5 separate regions of the Homo sapiens genome follow, and all the other regions are linked to region 2. Evidence: chromatin contacts called from ENCODE Hi-C or POLR2A ChIA-PET data. All regions are on one chromosome and are shown on one strand. The core of a region is the stretch at or near the end of the contact, and the rest is flanking DNA. Distances in the headings are between cores, read along the strand shown. Region 1 holds the start of POGK (pogo transposable element derived with KRAB domain). Region 2 holds the start of NUF2 (NUF2 component of NDC80 kinetochore complex). Region 3 holds the start of TIPRL (TOR signaling pathway regulator). Region 4 holds the start of IGSF8 (immunoglobulin superfamily member 8). Region 5 holds the start of TAGLN2 (transgelin 2).

The links. Hi-C counts contacts between places; a loop is a spot of excess contacts on that map. ChIA-PET counts read pairs that join two places held with the same protein, here RNA polymerase II (POLR2A). Pooled maps may share reads with other maps.
Region 1: a pooled map shows a loop between it and region 2 (14-fold over the local background). The contact joins the promoter of POGK here to the promoter of NUF2 in region 2. A Hi-C loop is called at or near these places in 2 of 37 single-sample maps with no recorded cell type and 11 of 50 pooled maps.
Region 3: a map of naive thymus-derived CD4-positive, alpha-beta T cell shows a loop between it and region 2 (27-fold over the local background). The contact joins the promoter of TIPRL here to the promoter of NUF2 in region 2. A Hi-C loop is called at or near these places in 1 of 168 maps with a recorded cell type or tissue (naive thymus-derived CD4-positive, alpha-beta T cell) and 7 of 50 pooled maps. POLR2A ChIA-PET finds 5 or more read pairs at or near these places in 1 of 52 experiments (activated naive CD8-positive, alpha-beta T cell).
Region 4: a map of naive thymus-derived CD4-positive, alpha-beta T cell shows a loop between it and region 2 (28-fold over the local background). The contact joins the promoter of IGSF8 here to the promoter of NUF2 in region 2. A Hi-C loop is called at or near these places in 1 of 168 maps with a recorded cell type or tissue (naive thymus-derived CD4-positive, alpha-beta T cell) and 8 of 50 pooled maps.
Region 5: a map of naive thymus-derived CD4-positive, alpha-beta T cell shows a loop between it and region 2 (15-fold over the local background). The contact joins the promoter of TAGLN2 here to the promoter of NUF2 in region 2. A Hi-C loop is called at or near these places in 1 of 168 maps with a recorded cell type or tissue (naive thymus-derived CD4-positive, alpha-beta T cell), 1 of 37 single-sample maps with no recorded cell type and 7 of 50 pooled maps.

Annotation. Positions count from the first base shown.
Region 1 is chr1:166,838,078-166,840,777 of GRCh38, reverse strand. POGK (pogo transposable element derived with KRAB domain) reads right to left here and starts at 1,303. Exons shown (of 6, transcript NM_017542.5): 1 at 1,174-1,303. RefSeq lists silencers at 778-1,017, 1,118-1,547.
Region 2 is chr1:163,320,625-163,323,324 of GRCh38, reverse strand. It overlaps NUF2 (NUF2 component of NDC80 kinetochore complex), which reads right to left and starts at 1,371. Exons shown (of 14, transcript NM_145697.3): 1 at 1,113-1,371. LOC127814295 (a long non-coding RNA gene) reads left to right here and starts at 1,590. Exons shown (of 5, transcript NR_182654.1): 1 at 1,590-1,703. It also overlaps a transcript of RGS5 not described here. RefSeq lists enhancers at 1,152-1,381, 1,422-1,631.
Region 3 is chr1:168,177,558-168,180,257 of GRCh38, reverse strand. It overlaps TIPRL (TOR signaling pathway regulator), which reads right to left and starts at 1,296. Exons shown (of 7, transcript NM_152902.5): 1 at 1,077-1,296. The coding sequence starts at 1,180. RefSeq lists enhancers at 1,065-1,184, 1,172-1,673.
Region 4 is chr1:160,097,352-160,100,051 of GRCh38, reverse strand. It overlaps IGSF8 (immunoglobulin superfamily member 8), which reads left to right and starts at 1,433. Exons shown (of 7, transcript NM_052868.6): 1 at 1,433-1,643. The coding sequence starts at 1,580. RefSeq lists a silencer at 849-1,678 and an enhancer at 2,245-2,700.
Region 5 is chr1:159,924,096-159,926,795 of GRCh38, reverse strand. TAGLN2 (transgelin 2) reads left to right here and starts at 1,289. Exons shown (of 5, transcript NM_003564.3): 1 at 1,289-1,346. It overlaps LOC124904437 (a long non-coding RNA gene), which reads right to left. Exons shown (of 2, transcript XR_007066683.1): 2 at 1-2,317. RefSeq lists enhancers at 1,611-2,187, 1,660-2,700 and a silencer at 1,919-2,328.

The sequences.
Region 1 (2,700 bases), core at 54-2,553, 3.5 Mb before region 2:
TAAGAGAGGCTGTGGGTAGATAACGTATCTGGCTGCCTTCAAATATTTAAAAAGCTATCTGGGGAAGAGAACCCAGACTGGTTTGTAGAGACTGGACGGCAGAACAGAGGCCGGCCAGTGGATAAATACTCCTGGAAAAGGTTTTAAGCAGTGAGAAAGGCAGTACTTTCTCACAGCCAGTGCCACCCAAACAGGAATCAGAGGCAGGGGAAAGGTGCTGATTTCCTATCAGTGAAGGTGTCTGAACACAGATTGGACACTTACTCAACTGGAATGGGTGCTAGAAGCCAGTTAAGCATGGGCGGAGCGGTTGGCTCAGTAGGCCCATTGCCTGGATTTTCCAAATTCAAAGGTTCTGTCCACGAGCTGGTTCAGAAAATAGGGTCATTCTACCTTAAGGGACTTTGCAAACGCAGGAGTCAGTGAAACATAGTGAGGGTTATGCCTGGATACCCAAAAAGGTGCAGAAATCGGCTGGGGCCCACCCCGACAGGGAAATAACCCATTGCCTCTGGGCTGCAAATTCTCTATTCGCTGACTCTTGGCCAGTACAAAGGGCCGCACTCCTGCCCTCTATGGGCGCGGGCAATTCCTAGGTGTGGAGTGCGGATGCATCTTGAGGGCTGCATCGGGGAACCTCCAAAGAAAAGATCCCTCTGGAGTTCAAAGTCGGTTCCTTCGATATTTCCAAAAAAGATAGGCGAACGCGGCATGGATGGGTCTAGGCTTCAGATGCCTGCAGCTGGGGCCCGAACTTGGCGGCGGTCTCCCTGCCGGCTCCGGGGCAGAGGTGGGAGGGGCCGCCTCCCCGCGCTAAGGTGCCGCAACCAGGGCCGCCGCCCGCCCTGCCCCGCCTGCGCCACCGCCGCCGCGCCCCCGGGCGCGTTCGGATTTCTCCAGCCATCTTGCCCCATTTCCCTTTCTCCGCGGAACCGCGCCGGGAGCGCTTCCGCTGCCCCCTCCGCCCGGCCCGCCTCCCCACCTGGCCCCCTCCCGGCCCCAGCGCACCTGCCGGGCGGCGAGAGCCGGCGCCGCCCGCCTCCCCGGCGGGCCCGCAACAAAGGCGGCGGCGGCGGCGGCGCAGCCTCGGCGCCCCCGCCTCTGCCGCGGCCCAGCCGCCCGGGACCCGGGGGAGGGGCCGCGCCGCCGCCGCCCCCGCCCGCGCGCACTCACCGCCGGGCCCAGCGGCCAGGGCGCGGGGTGGGGACGCGAGGGCTCCGGCCCGGCTGTCACAGCGCCATCCTTTCCGCCTCTCCGTCCTCCCGTGCGCGCGGCCCCTCGGGAGGGAGCGGGGAGGACACGTGGTGGGAGGAGGGAGGGTCCGGCCCGGAGCTGAGGGTGTTGGGAGGCGAGGGGAGGAGCGCGGCTGATGTCAGCAGGCCTCGGCGGCGCCGGGGGACGGCGCCCGCGCGAGCTCCGGGGCCCTCCTCTAGGCGCGGCTTCCGGCCGGTCCGGGCAGTCCCTGGCGGGCCTGGGTAGCCGTGCCCTCGGCCTTCCCCGCCCCGCCCGATGCAGGCCGCTTCCAGTGCTGCGTGTGACCTCGGCGTGGACGAGGCAGGAAGAGCCCAGATTGATTTTAACCGAGCGTAGCGTGGGCGCACAGTTCCATGTGCTCATTTGCAGTCACCAGCGGGTTGCACTTGCTTGGACGAGCTCTCCAGGCGTTCTCGCCGTGCTTCAGGCAATGAAAGGCTAGACCGGCAAGAGCGTGTAGGGGCATGAGGAGGGGTCTTTGGGGAAGAGTATTCGTATTCTGGCAGCGGGCTCCTGTCCAGAACTTCGTCATATACATGGAGAAGGAACTTCCTGATTTTTGTAGCTGTTGCTTAATATCCCAAGCATGTAATTCCTTGGATGAAGTGGGTGTATAGAAGGACCTTTCTTCTCCAAAACGTCCAAAGGAGTTGTTTACTCTCAGCTCTGTGGGCAATACAACAAAAGTGACCTGAGAAGCCCTGAAGCCCTTTTCATTCCAGAAAAAGATTCTGGGTATGGGTTTTTGTTGAGAACTTGTTGAAGAAAAAATTATTCTGACACTTGTTAAAACAGTAAGGAAGACTTTATACAGGGTTATTGCTATAGGTGTAAAGATGATCACACTGGGGGGAGAGATGAGGTCTAACACGGAATACAGTAAGGACAGCTGGGGATGTATAGCCAAGGAGCAGAACGAAGGGGTCAGTAGATGGAAAGTTACTGATACGAGACATCAAGCACCTAGAGGGATTCTTGCTGAACCCACTTAACAGGATTCTTGCTGAAGGCAGGCTAGGGCGATCAGATATCAAGGGTGGGGGAATGAGAAATTTGATCAGATATCCAGGGTGATCAGATATCAAGGGTGGTGATTTCTCTCTAACCTAACTTAGCAGGGTTCTTGCTAAAATAGAGCTGGGCAGGCCAAAGGTTCGGGGTGAGTGGTCAGGGGACCAGGGTGGAGGCCTGCTGAAGAAGAGGACTTAAGCCTGATTAAACTTTGGTCAAGGAAAGAGTCCGTCAAACTCTTCAGATTGTCTCTGAGACCTGAATATCTGTTGGAAAAGACCTGTCTTTCCAAGTTTTTGTGGCCACTACTACTTACATGTGAATTTTACTTCTCTCAGTCATGGGAGAGGTCACTGTGCACTGTGCTCTTAACACGTAAAATGTAGCATGACATAACGTACACATCTTGGAAGTGCAATCACGGTGACAACCCAA
Region 2 (2,700 bases), core at 122-2,621:
CATAAAAGGACTGGACCAAAGAAAGACTTCAGAAAAAGTCACTTTTCCAAAAAAGCTGCATCTGAATTAGAGAGTATTGCAATAGAAAGCGTAGGTGTAAAGTATCTTCATAATTATTATCACTTGTTCCTCTCTTCTCTAATGTTTGGCACTCTGCTATCAGATTAATCCTTATAAAAACACTTAACGCATCATATAATATTTGTATGAAAATACTTCAATTACTCACCTTACCCACCACATCAAATTCAAATTTTTCTGCTAGGCTTCTAAACCCTTTAATAATTGAATGAAATTTCTGCTCCAAGTTAGTCTCCTAACTTTCCCAAACTTCCAGTATTTCCTTTTGGAACCTCCTCCAATATCCAAATTCTATCATTCTTTCGAAGTACAATTTCAGTTACAATTTATTCATTAACGAGAGATGAAGACACTTTCCAACTACATAGTTTGAGCTCCTAGGTGGGATAAAGTATATAAATGACTTAATATATATGCAGTAATACTCTGTCTAACGAGTAGCAAAGATTAACCTATAATTACTCATCTGGTTTCTCATTTATTTGCAGCACCACGATGCTGAGCAGAGTGAGTAGGTACTAAAAGTACTCTGTTAAATTTTACACACTTCGTTTTGTTAAAATAAACTATTTGTGGACATCACAGTTCCACGAGGCAGAGATTAAACAAAAATAAACAGAAATGGCTCCCAACTTCAATGAATTAAGTAAAACGTTCCTTGAACTTTTAAAAGGAACAATGATGGCGTTATGCATGCGTAGTGCTATATATGCGCTGCTCTTTTCCTTTGAATTTTGGATTAGGTGTGATATTTTTACCTTTTCATTCATGGTTTTGGATTTGGTTAAGAAACGTTTGGCAACGGAGATGTGTAAAAAGCTGACAAGCATCTGCAGCCAAATAAACCACATTACCACCGCCTTTCCAAAAATCACACATAAATGTATGCCTAACTTGAACAATTTCAGCTCAAGCTCGTCTTCTTCGGTCTATGCTGCACCAGAAAACACCCGTTAGTTTAGTAGGAACTGAGCTCTGGTTGTTTCTGGGACTAACATCAAATAAAAAGTAACGACGGGCCCGCCCCTCACCTCCCAGGCTCTGGTTTCTTCCGCCTCCTCCCACCGCTGAGCACGACGAAAACACCGCCAGGCCCAGCGTCCCGGCACCTGCCCGCGCCTTGGGATGGAGAAGGCGTCTGTCTGCAGGCTTCCTTCCTCCGTCCTCTCGCGCTCACCTACAGTGCCGGCCGCCGACAGGAAGACGGCGAGTTCGGGGAGCAGCTACAAGCAAAGTCAAAAATCAGCAAACGTCAACCGTCATCACTTTTCAAACTTGCCGCCTCCTACTGGAAGTCCCGCCCCATTCCGCCAAGCCCACGTCCAACCGCGACGGATGCCGGTTGGGCTCAAGAGACGCCAGGCAGGTGGGACTGGAGTTGTCATGGAAGGGGCAGGGCGCAGGGCGGAACCATTGCTCGCGGAGCTGGCGTCGAGTCGGAACCTCGGACTGCAGGAAGTGGGAGCACCGCGGTTTCGGGGAAGAGACCGGGGTTGAGCGTCTAGCCCATCTCTGCGTGACTTCCGCCAGCGTTTAGAGCGTTTTCGGGGTCCGAGTTGAAGAGCAAAACCAAGTGAAGGAAACTTCACTAAGTTCAGGGTGACAAGGGAGGAAGTACAGAGGTAATTTATAGAATTCCAGAGTAATAATAACTTGTTGAACATTGATTATGTGCCGGGTTTTGTTAGATGCTTATAAGCATCATCTCATTTAGACTTCATTAAAGGGGAGAAAAGGGATAGTGGAGAGATACTATCATCCCCTCAGGTGAGGGCTCTGAATCAGAGAATGCAGTTCTCTGCGCACAGTAGTTCACAAGTAGCATAGCTGGGATATGAACACACATCCTCTGACTCTGTGCTCATAAGCACGACTTCAAGAGGTGGAAGGAACATAACAGTTCATCTGGTCAAATCCTCTCGCTTTCACCGATATGAAAACTGGACTCAGAGAGAAGTGATTTGTTAGAAGTTATACAGTAAGTGGGACTGTAAAGTAGAAACCAGGTCTCCTGATTTTAGCTTCTCCCTCTTCGATCAGTGCTTTTCACCTCTGAACTGTTCCCCAAATTTGCACATTCCTGAGTGAGTTGCATTCTTCAGATAAGGGGCCCTGAAATCTGTATTTTTTTACATGGTATTTTGTTTGTTTGTTTTGGCAAGAGTGGAAACACTGCATTTAACACAAGTTAGGAAGCCATGGCAGGCCTGGTTGTCAGGGGAGAAAGCCATTAAGTTTTATTGAGGTTTGGGACAGGAGAAGACGTAATAGGACTTGTATCTGGTCACAGAGTAGAGCATCATCTGGTGACAGTCGTGTGTTGGATGGGGAACCTGAACTGAATTATGTGAAAAAAGTGCTAGAAAGGTTGTATTGAATGTAGACACAAATTCCGCTGCTTTGTCCTGTCCTGAAGAACTAAACCTATTGATAGTGAAGTCTATACCAATTCTAAATAAAAATACATTTCATATCATTAGTTCAGGGCTTTTGTCTTTCCTTTCAATGTCTATTTACTGATGTAAGTCTCAAAGTCGGAATCTAGTAAGACCCAAAAGGACATTAAGAAAATAGATTTTAAAAAAATATTAGAGTCAGTGAGGAAAGCAGAAAAAAGAG
Region 3 (2,700 bases), core at 47-2,546, 4.9 Mb before region 2:
AGCATAGACTCTTCCTTTTTTATTTCTCCTCCCATCAGCTGGCCATCCCAGGGACTTAATCTTCTAAAACCTATCTTTTCTCTTACTAACTGGTCTCCTTCCCATCCCTGCGGACCTGCAATCCAGCCTCAACATGGCCTCCAGAGAAATCTTTCAGAGCGTACATCTGATAATGCAGCTCCTTTGGATAAAATTACACCCAGTGGTTGTCAGATAAAATTGAAAACTCCTTAGCCAGGCATAAAAATTCCCTCAGTATCTTGATTCCCCTGGGGCCTACCTCTCATCTCTCACAACACCCCCTATGGTACCTCACGCTCCAATCACACGGACACAGCTCTTTAAACACATCACAGCTTTCACTCTCCCTGAGCCCCCAGCTTTACATGCGTCCCCTGATTCCCCTAAATTTTGTCAAGATTCAGCCCAGGCATCAAAAACGCATCACAACTCACTCTGCCTGACCTGATGGCATGTACCTATCCACCGCCCCCCGCAACGGTTTTATAAAGATTCAGTTCAGGCATCCCAATTTCCCAGATGGTTCGAGCCCCTAAAAGACCTCACATCACTCCGTGTATACATCTTCATTACATTTATTCACGCTGTAATATAATTGTCTGTCTCTCTCACGAGACTGTGAATTGAGGCGCACGTTGTCTTTTACATTTCCTATCTCAAGCGCCGGGCACAGCACCTGACGTGACAGAAACCAAACTTATAAATCATCCCCGTCATTAACCCCTAAGAAAACAGGCAACAGCCACCCAGAAAGAAAGGTGGTGCAGGCTGAGGCAGGAGGAGACGTTTGGTGAGGGGAAAGTCCACCAGAACAGTCACACTCTACTCAAACCCAGGCGGATTGACAGTTGACGAAAGCAGCGCCTGGCGATCCCCAACCAAAGGGCCCGGAAGTGTGACTGGATTATTTATCGAAGTTGTCAATCAAAGGTCCGGTCCGGAGGGACCGAACCTCCGCCTCAGGGAAAAGGGGAGGGGCTGCACAGAGTTCGCCCTGCCTCCCGCCCTGGGCCAGCAACCGGCCAGCGCCCAGACCCCGTGCCCCGAAGCCTCACTTCTCCACATCCGCCGACTTCATGATGTGGGTCTTGGACGCCGTCAGCTTCCAGGGCCCGAAGCAGAAATCCCGGTGGCTGCTCTGGAAGCCGTGGATCATCATGGCTGAGGCAGGACCCGCAGAGGCCACAAGGAATAAGCTGAAGCAGCGGCGGCGGCGAACACCGGTTCCTCCGCCTCCCTCCGGCCCAGCCTCCTAGGCTTCCGAGCCGTTACCATGCCCGGCCCCGCCCCCTGCCGGCCGACCCGGACGCGGGCTCTGCTTCCCGTCTTCTTCTCCGCCTCTTTGCTTTTTGCTTCCGGGACTAGTTGCTCTTGTTGCGTGACCCACGTCTTACGTTCCGGCGTTCCGGAAAAAAGGAAAAAGGAGAAAGTCAGAGGGGCGGCACTTGGGTTGCAGAAGGTGTGGTTAGGAACGCACCGCCCTCTTGAACTCGTTGGGTGACGTCATCTCGAAGGATTTTAGGGACTGCCAGGGAAGGGGATGACGGTTCCAACTTGATCCTTACAGACCTCAAAGCAGTGTGATTACCTCATGTGTTAGTGAATCGTGTTACAGAGGAAATTTTTCTGTTTTGAGGTCAAAAAAAGAAGTAATCCCACAGAGTTTAGGAAATCCAGCACCAACAAGATTTAGAAGTGGCCATCTAGCCACTCTTGACTATGACCAACTCCTATCAAAAATTGCATCCTCGTAGATATGCGAAGACTTTCCATGGTCTAGTTGCTATGTAGGCACCCAGTATAGTGAAAACAACACAGCTGACTTAGTGCTAAATCTCCATTTGCAACACTATTGTGTGAATCCTTGGGCAAAGCGCTTCTCTAACGATTTTAGGCTTCAGTTGCCTCAAAATGAGATGATTTTGTTAATGGAAAAAAAACAAATTCTGTAAAAGGTTTTAAAGAGATTTATTCTGAACCAATATGAGTGACCATGGCCCAGGGAATAGTCCCAAGAGGTCCTAACAAAGAGCATCTGAAGCGGTGGCATTACTCTTTGTTTTATACATTTTAGGGAGTTGGGAATTGCAGGTAAAATAAGTCAATATATGGAAGATATACATTGGTTCAGGCTAAGGAAGTGGGATGTCTTGAAGGAGAGGCTTACAGATCATAGGTGGATTCAAAGATTTTCTGATCGGCAATCTGTTGAAAGATTTAAGCTTTAGTCAGGCGAGGTGGCTCCTGCCTATAATCCCAGCATCTTGGGAGGCCTAGGTGAGAGGATTGCTTGAGTCCAGGAATTTGAGACCAGCGTGGGCACCAGAGTAAGCCCTCATCTCTACAAACCGTGTTAATTAGCTGTGTATGATGGTATCTGCCTGTAGTCCCAGGCCACTTGAGAGGCTGTGGTGGGAGGATCTCTTGAGCCTCAGAGGCTGCATTGAGCCATGATCATGCCACAGCACTCATGCCTGGGTGAGCGAGACCCTGTCTCAAAAACAAATAAAAACACAGGCCAGGTGCAGTGGCTCAAGACTGTAATCCCAGCACTTTGGGAGGCCAAGGTGGGTGGACCACCTGAGGTCGGGAGTTCAAGACCAGCCTGGCCAATATTGTGAAAACCTGTGTCTACTAAAAATACAAAACTTAGCCAAGCACGGTGGTGGATGCCTGTAA
Region 4 (2,700 bases), core at 184-2,683, 3.2 Mb after region 2:
TGGGAGGGAAGGGGGATGAGAGGGGAGAGGGAGGATGTTGGAGGGTAGAGGGTGGTAAATGGGCTCTGGGGTCACCTCCCACTGACAGCCACTCTGACAGCCTTGGCTTTGCAAACCTGGCCATCTCTTCTCCCCATTCTGGTCTCATCCTTCCTGCCCCTGCCCACTTCCCATCTTTACAGTTCAGGAAGAGACAGAGCACCTGGGAAGGGTGCCTCCTCCATTCTCCCACCTCCAGGGCAAGCCCCACTCTTCCTAGAACAGAGCAATGTTCATCTCTTCCCACTGTCACTGAACATAGAGACTCCTTCACCTAAATGCCAGGTCTAAACTAAGCCTCTTAGGAAGCAGTTCAAATAATAATTCAAAACCTAAAACAAAATAATCCTTATCTCCCATTTTGTGTTAGTTTCCTGTGCCAAACACTTTATGTACATTACCTATCATCACAATAACCCTTTGGGTGATGTGATCAACCTCAATTCAATTTGCAGAGGAGAAAACTGAAGTTGAAGGAGGTTAAACAACTGGGCTAGGATCACCCAACCCAGAAATGACGTCACATGGACGGCCCCCTCTCCTAATCCATTTTTCTTTTGGTTTTGCCCTCTGAGGGGGTGAAAAACAGGTCTCCAGTGACCTTCTGGATCCTGGAAGCGCCCTTCAGCTCAAACCCTTCGCATTCAGGAACTCCTGGCTTCCGCCAACCCCTACTTCAGCAGGGTTTGCAGCGAGGACTATGGCTCAGAGCAAATAACTGAATTCTAAATGCGTGGTCACAGTCACCTCGCCAATCCCAGGGACCCTGCACCCAACTCTCCAGGAAAGGCTGGCAGGTGCGGGGTGGAATGCGCTCTGTGCGAGGGTGGGTGGGAATTTCGATGCGCAGAGGTGCAGTTAGCTCACTCCTGCGGGGGCCTCGGGCGGAGCCAGGGCCAGGGGCGGGGCGAGGCCGGGGTCCAGGGCGGAGCCAGGATTGGAGGCTGACGTTAGCCCTGCGGGGACGGGGAAGGGGTGCGGCTTGGGACTGGGGCGGGGCCGGGGCCCGGGGAGGAGCCAGGATTGGAGTCCGACTGTAGTCCTGGTGGGGCGGGGCGGGGGAGGGGCCGGAACTGGGGCTGGGCCGAGGCCCGGGGCGGATCCAGGGCTGGAGTCTTGGCGGGGCGGGGCGGGGAGGGGCGGGGCCGGGGCGGGGCTGGGACTCGATGCGACTCAAAGGTGAGTTTCGAGGGGCGGGGCGGGGCCGGGGCCAGGTGCGGAGCAAAGGCCGGAGTCTGGCGGGGGTGGGGCAGGCAGGGCCAAGGCTGGGTCCGGGGCGGGGCGGGCCTAGACGGGGCGGTGGAAGGGGCGGTGCCGGGGCGGGCCGGGGCGAGAATGGTTTCAGAACTGCCGAGGGCTGGAGGGAAAGCAGCGGGAGGGGCGGAGGGAGGGGATTCGGCAGCTCCAGTTCAGCTCGCTCGGCGCACCCACGCCTCGCTGCCCCGCTTCCTGCCCTCAACCTGGGCATGCGCCCCCCACCCTTCCGGCCCCCCAGAACCCGCGCCATCCCCCGGAGCCTCCCCAGAGCTGGCCGCGCAGGATGGGCGCCCTCAGGCCCACGCTGCTGCCGCCTTCGCTGCCGCTGCTGCTGCTGCTAATGCTAGGTAAGCCAGGCCCCCGTTCCGGTTCCCGGCCCTGCCGGGCAGGTGCCTGCCATCCAGCACCCCCCTAGCATTTCGGGGCTCCTCACATCCTCCTCCGTCAGGGGTACCTCCAGCCTCCCCGGGGTCGGCGTCCAGCTGCGCTTTGTGGCTGTCCGCCGAGCCAGTCTTGGGAAGAGTGCAGGCTCCCCAGCTCTAAGCCAGGGACTGGGGCGTAGAGAGGACCCACTAAGGTGCTGCCCCAGGCACTGCTCGGCCTCCCGGGGCAGGCCACACATCTCAGCTAGCATACCCACGTACTGGGGTCGCTGCACCAAATGCTGCGACTCCTTTCTGCCCCACACTCAGCTCCAGGCCTGGCCTTGGGTGCCCGCCCTACGAGGGCAGTGCCTGCCCAGCTTCATAATTGCCCCAGAGTTGGCTGGAGGCCCAGAGGCCAGTTCTGCCCACGATCTTTGAAGTAAGTCTCTCCCAGTTGCGCTCCACGCACTTCATCAACTGGGGGCAGTTCCCTCTCTCACCCCCATCTCCACCCTGGGTTGGGTCCCTCTTTGCCCTTCTTCCTGTCTCCCAAATGGCACTTGGCTCTGCAGCCACCCATCAGTTTTCACACCGCTTAGTTCCAGCTTCCTTGCCTCAGGAGAAACCAGGTTCCATGGAGACTGATCCTGGGATCTCCAAGCACCTTGTGCCTGCTGTGGTGGGTGTTCATGGTGGGGTGTTCTGGGCCAATCTTGCATGGATGCATGGGGATAATGACAGTGGAATTGTTTTTGGCCTGAACTGGAGGGCTCCCTGTAGGAGGTGGTCTGGGGAAGAGTATGGCATGGAGACAGTGAAACTGCCAGTACAGATGTTGATGAGGCTGAAGCCCTTGAAATGAGAGTGAAGCGTGGGGGTGGGGATGGTGACTTCAGAGCTGCTGTCGTCAAGGCAGAGGCTGAAGGTAGCCCCAGCTGCCTGTTTCTAGACCAGAGCTCCACAGTGGCACCAAGCAAAGCCTTCCCCTGCTGCAGGTCCCTGGGCCCTGCAGGGTTAGGATGAGTCCTCTCCCTGGTCC
Region 5 (2,700 bases), core at 40-2,539, 3.4 Mb after region 2:
TAGTTACCGTATGATAAGTTCCGTGATAAAGCTATGTGTTGGTTATTGTAGCACAAAGGAAGATGTTGCATTCAAGGCCACCTTTAGTGAACGCTAATATCGTGTGCTGGGACAAATGCCACATATTGGGGGGGAGTCCTCAGGACCCTCACAGATAGATGGTGGTAATAATAGTATTCACTATGTGCCAGGCACTGCTCTAAGCCCTATAGGTGGACTGTTTAGTTCTCTACAATTCTATGAATTAGGTAGTACTATTAGCTCTGTTCTATAGACCAGGGAACTCAAGCATAGAATGCACAACAGTCACACAGCAGGTAAAGGGTAGAGCAGGTGGGGAGCCAGTCAAGGAAGGGAAACTGTCCTAGGCAGAGGAATAGCCTTTGTAAAGGCACAGAAGAGTGAGAATGCTTGACAATCAGTGGGACTGGAATATAGGGCTGTGTAGGACTCGGGGAGGGAACAGAGAATAATAGAAAGGTTGGACAGGACTGGATATTGACATCCTGGAATCTCAGGTTCAAGGGAGGACTCTATCATGTGTGCAGAACTCCACCCCGGGGGACTCTATTCAACTGAAGCCTGAAAGGATGGGGGGCTCTTTCTCCACCCCTGAACTGTGCTGTCCTCCACCCTCAGAGACAAAAGAACCCCAGCCAGCCTCCTCGCGCTGAGGTCTCCCCCTCTGATCCCTCCAGGATTTAGGAAGAGATACCAGGTCATAGAAAAGGAGATGAAAGGCAGGGAGAAGACAGGTCTGAGCCCTGGGTCCCAACACCGAAAACACCCCTAGGGCCCTGGGCAGAGTGACCTCACTGTTAGTCCCTGCCCAGGCTTGAAGTAAGAGGTGAGCAAGATCACGTGGGGGTGCTGTCCCGGCCTGCAAGTCCCAGTCCTGTCACACACTAGTCAGTTGGGGTCGGGGGAAGGCCTTCCTGTGCCTCCTTTTACCTTGCCAGCCTCTAAACTAGGAGGCTTCTTCCTACATAAACACGCCCACAGTGTTTAGCTAACTTTCTAGGCAGAAAGTTTCCTACTGGGGCACAAGTCTACGGGCTCTCGGTGGAGGCTGAGGTACTCACGGGTGGAGACCACTGCAGCCGCCTTTGTAGATTCAGACTCCCCGAACCTTTAACCCTTGCTCTGGTCTACTGTCCCTCTGTCTCAAGCAGTCCTCCCTCCTTCTGCGCTGCGGCGCCTTTAAACCTTCTTGGCCCTTGCCCCGCCCCGGGTCCGCCCCGTCTGAGGCGGGACCCTCCTGAAAATCCCCGGCTGGGCAGGGCGCACCACTTGCAGCTGCAGCCCTTGCCTTGAGTCAGTGCGCCGCTCTCCAGCCCGCTTGAACGGTGAGCAGGTCGGGGGTACGGGGGTCGGGGACATGTGCGTGCTGTGTAGAAAGCAAGAAGCCAGCGCTTTGAACTTGCTCCAGCGAGCTCGGGGATCAAGGGCTGGTACCAGGCAAGGGTCCGGTGACTACTTTACCCCGCCCCGTGCTGTCAGGTCCTGTCCCCAAGCCCTGACCCGACATTGTTGGACGATGAGGTCAGGCGAGGTTAGCCCATGCATAGACAGGGCGTCCGTCTGGAGCAGGGACTCAGGGACTGAGCCCCACCCGCGGGCTCCATCGCTGAGTCCTCACTGGGGCGAGGGGAAAAAAGGGCGTCGGACTTTAGCTGGCTGGCCCCGAGTGACCCCGGGTCGTGGCGCCGGCCCTGGGCCAGCTCGTGCTCCTGGGCTTTCCCGCGCGACCCTTCACTTCCTGGTTCCAGGAGCACGTGTGAGCACTGCGTGCCCTCTGAGTCCCCGAGGCCGCCCTTTTCATTCCTGTTCCTGCTAGCTTGCTATTCTGGGGACTTGAGGTCACGGGCTGGGGCTAGGGGGCTCTGCATGGGTCGCACGGTGACCTTCTGTGAAGCTCCAGTCATCTCTATGACGGTCCCCTGACCTCGGGGGTCTGGGTGCTGCAGCCCTGACTGCGCCCCGGGGTGCCCTGTGTGAGGTTGTGGGGGTGGTGGTGGCTGCTTTTACCCTGCCCGAGCGCCGCTGCCCCCACCGGGTGCCCCCTGCTGCTGGGAAAGCCGGTGGTGGCCGCGGGCGGACGGGCGGGCTGCCCAGACCACTGCGTCACCCCAGCGGCGGGAGGGCGGTGGGTGACTCATCTGTTGTAACGGCCCAGGGTGTGGTCGTGGGGGTGGGGGGCGGCGGCTGGGAGGCCGGACCTGCAGGACCGGAGGTGGACTGCCGCCTCCCCCCGCGCCCTGTGCCTCCTGGGGCTACCTGAAGCCGGTGTCCTGGGAGATCTGTGAGCAGTTGGTATCTGTGGGGCAGAGAGAAACGGGGTGAGAGTGGGGATGGAGTGTGGGATTCGATGTAGAAGACCTGCGGCTGGGACGGGGCTCCCCCAGTGTTCTCATTGACTTCAAAGCACCAGACAGCAATGGCTCTCTATCTCTAGCCCCCTCCCAGTTTCTCCTCCCCACTACAAGGGGCAGACCTACAACTGCAGAGGAGGCCAAGGCAGGGCGGGCCCAGTAGGGCCCTACCATTCCAGAACCAACAAATAGGTTTTGTCCAACCGCAACTCCCTCCCTCACCCCAAGGCCTCTGCCCCTGTCCCCCACCCCGGGATTGGCCCCTAATCCTTTCTTCATTCCATCCCTTCTCCCTCCAGAATTTTCAGCTGTGGGTTCTCTAGCTCAG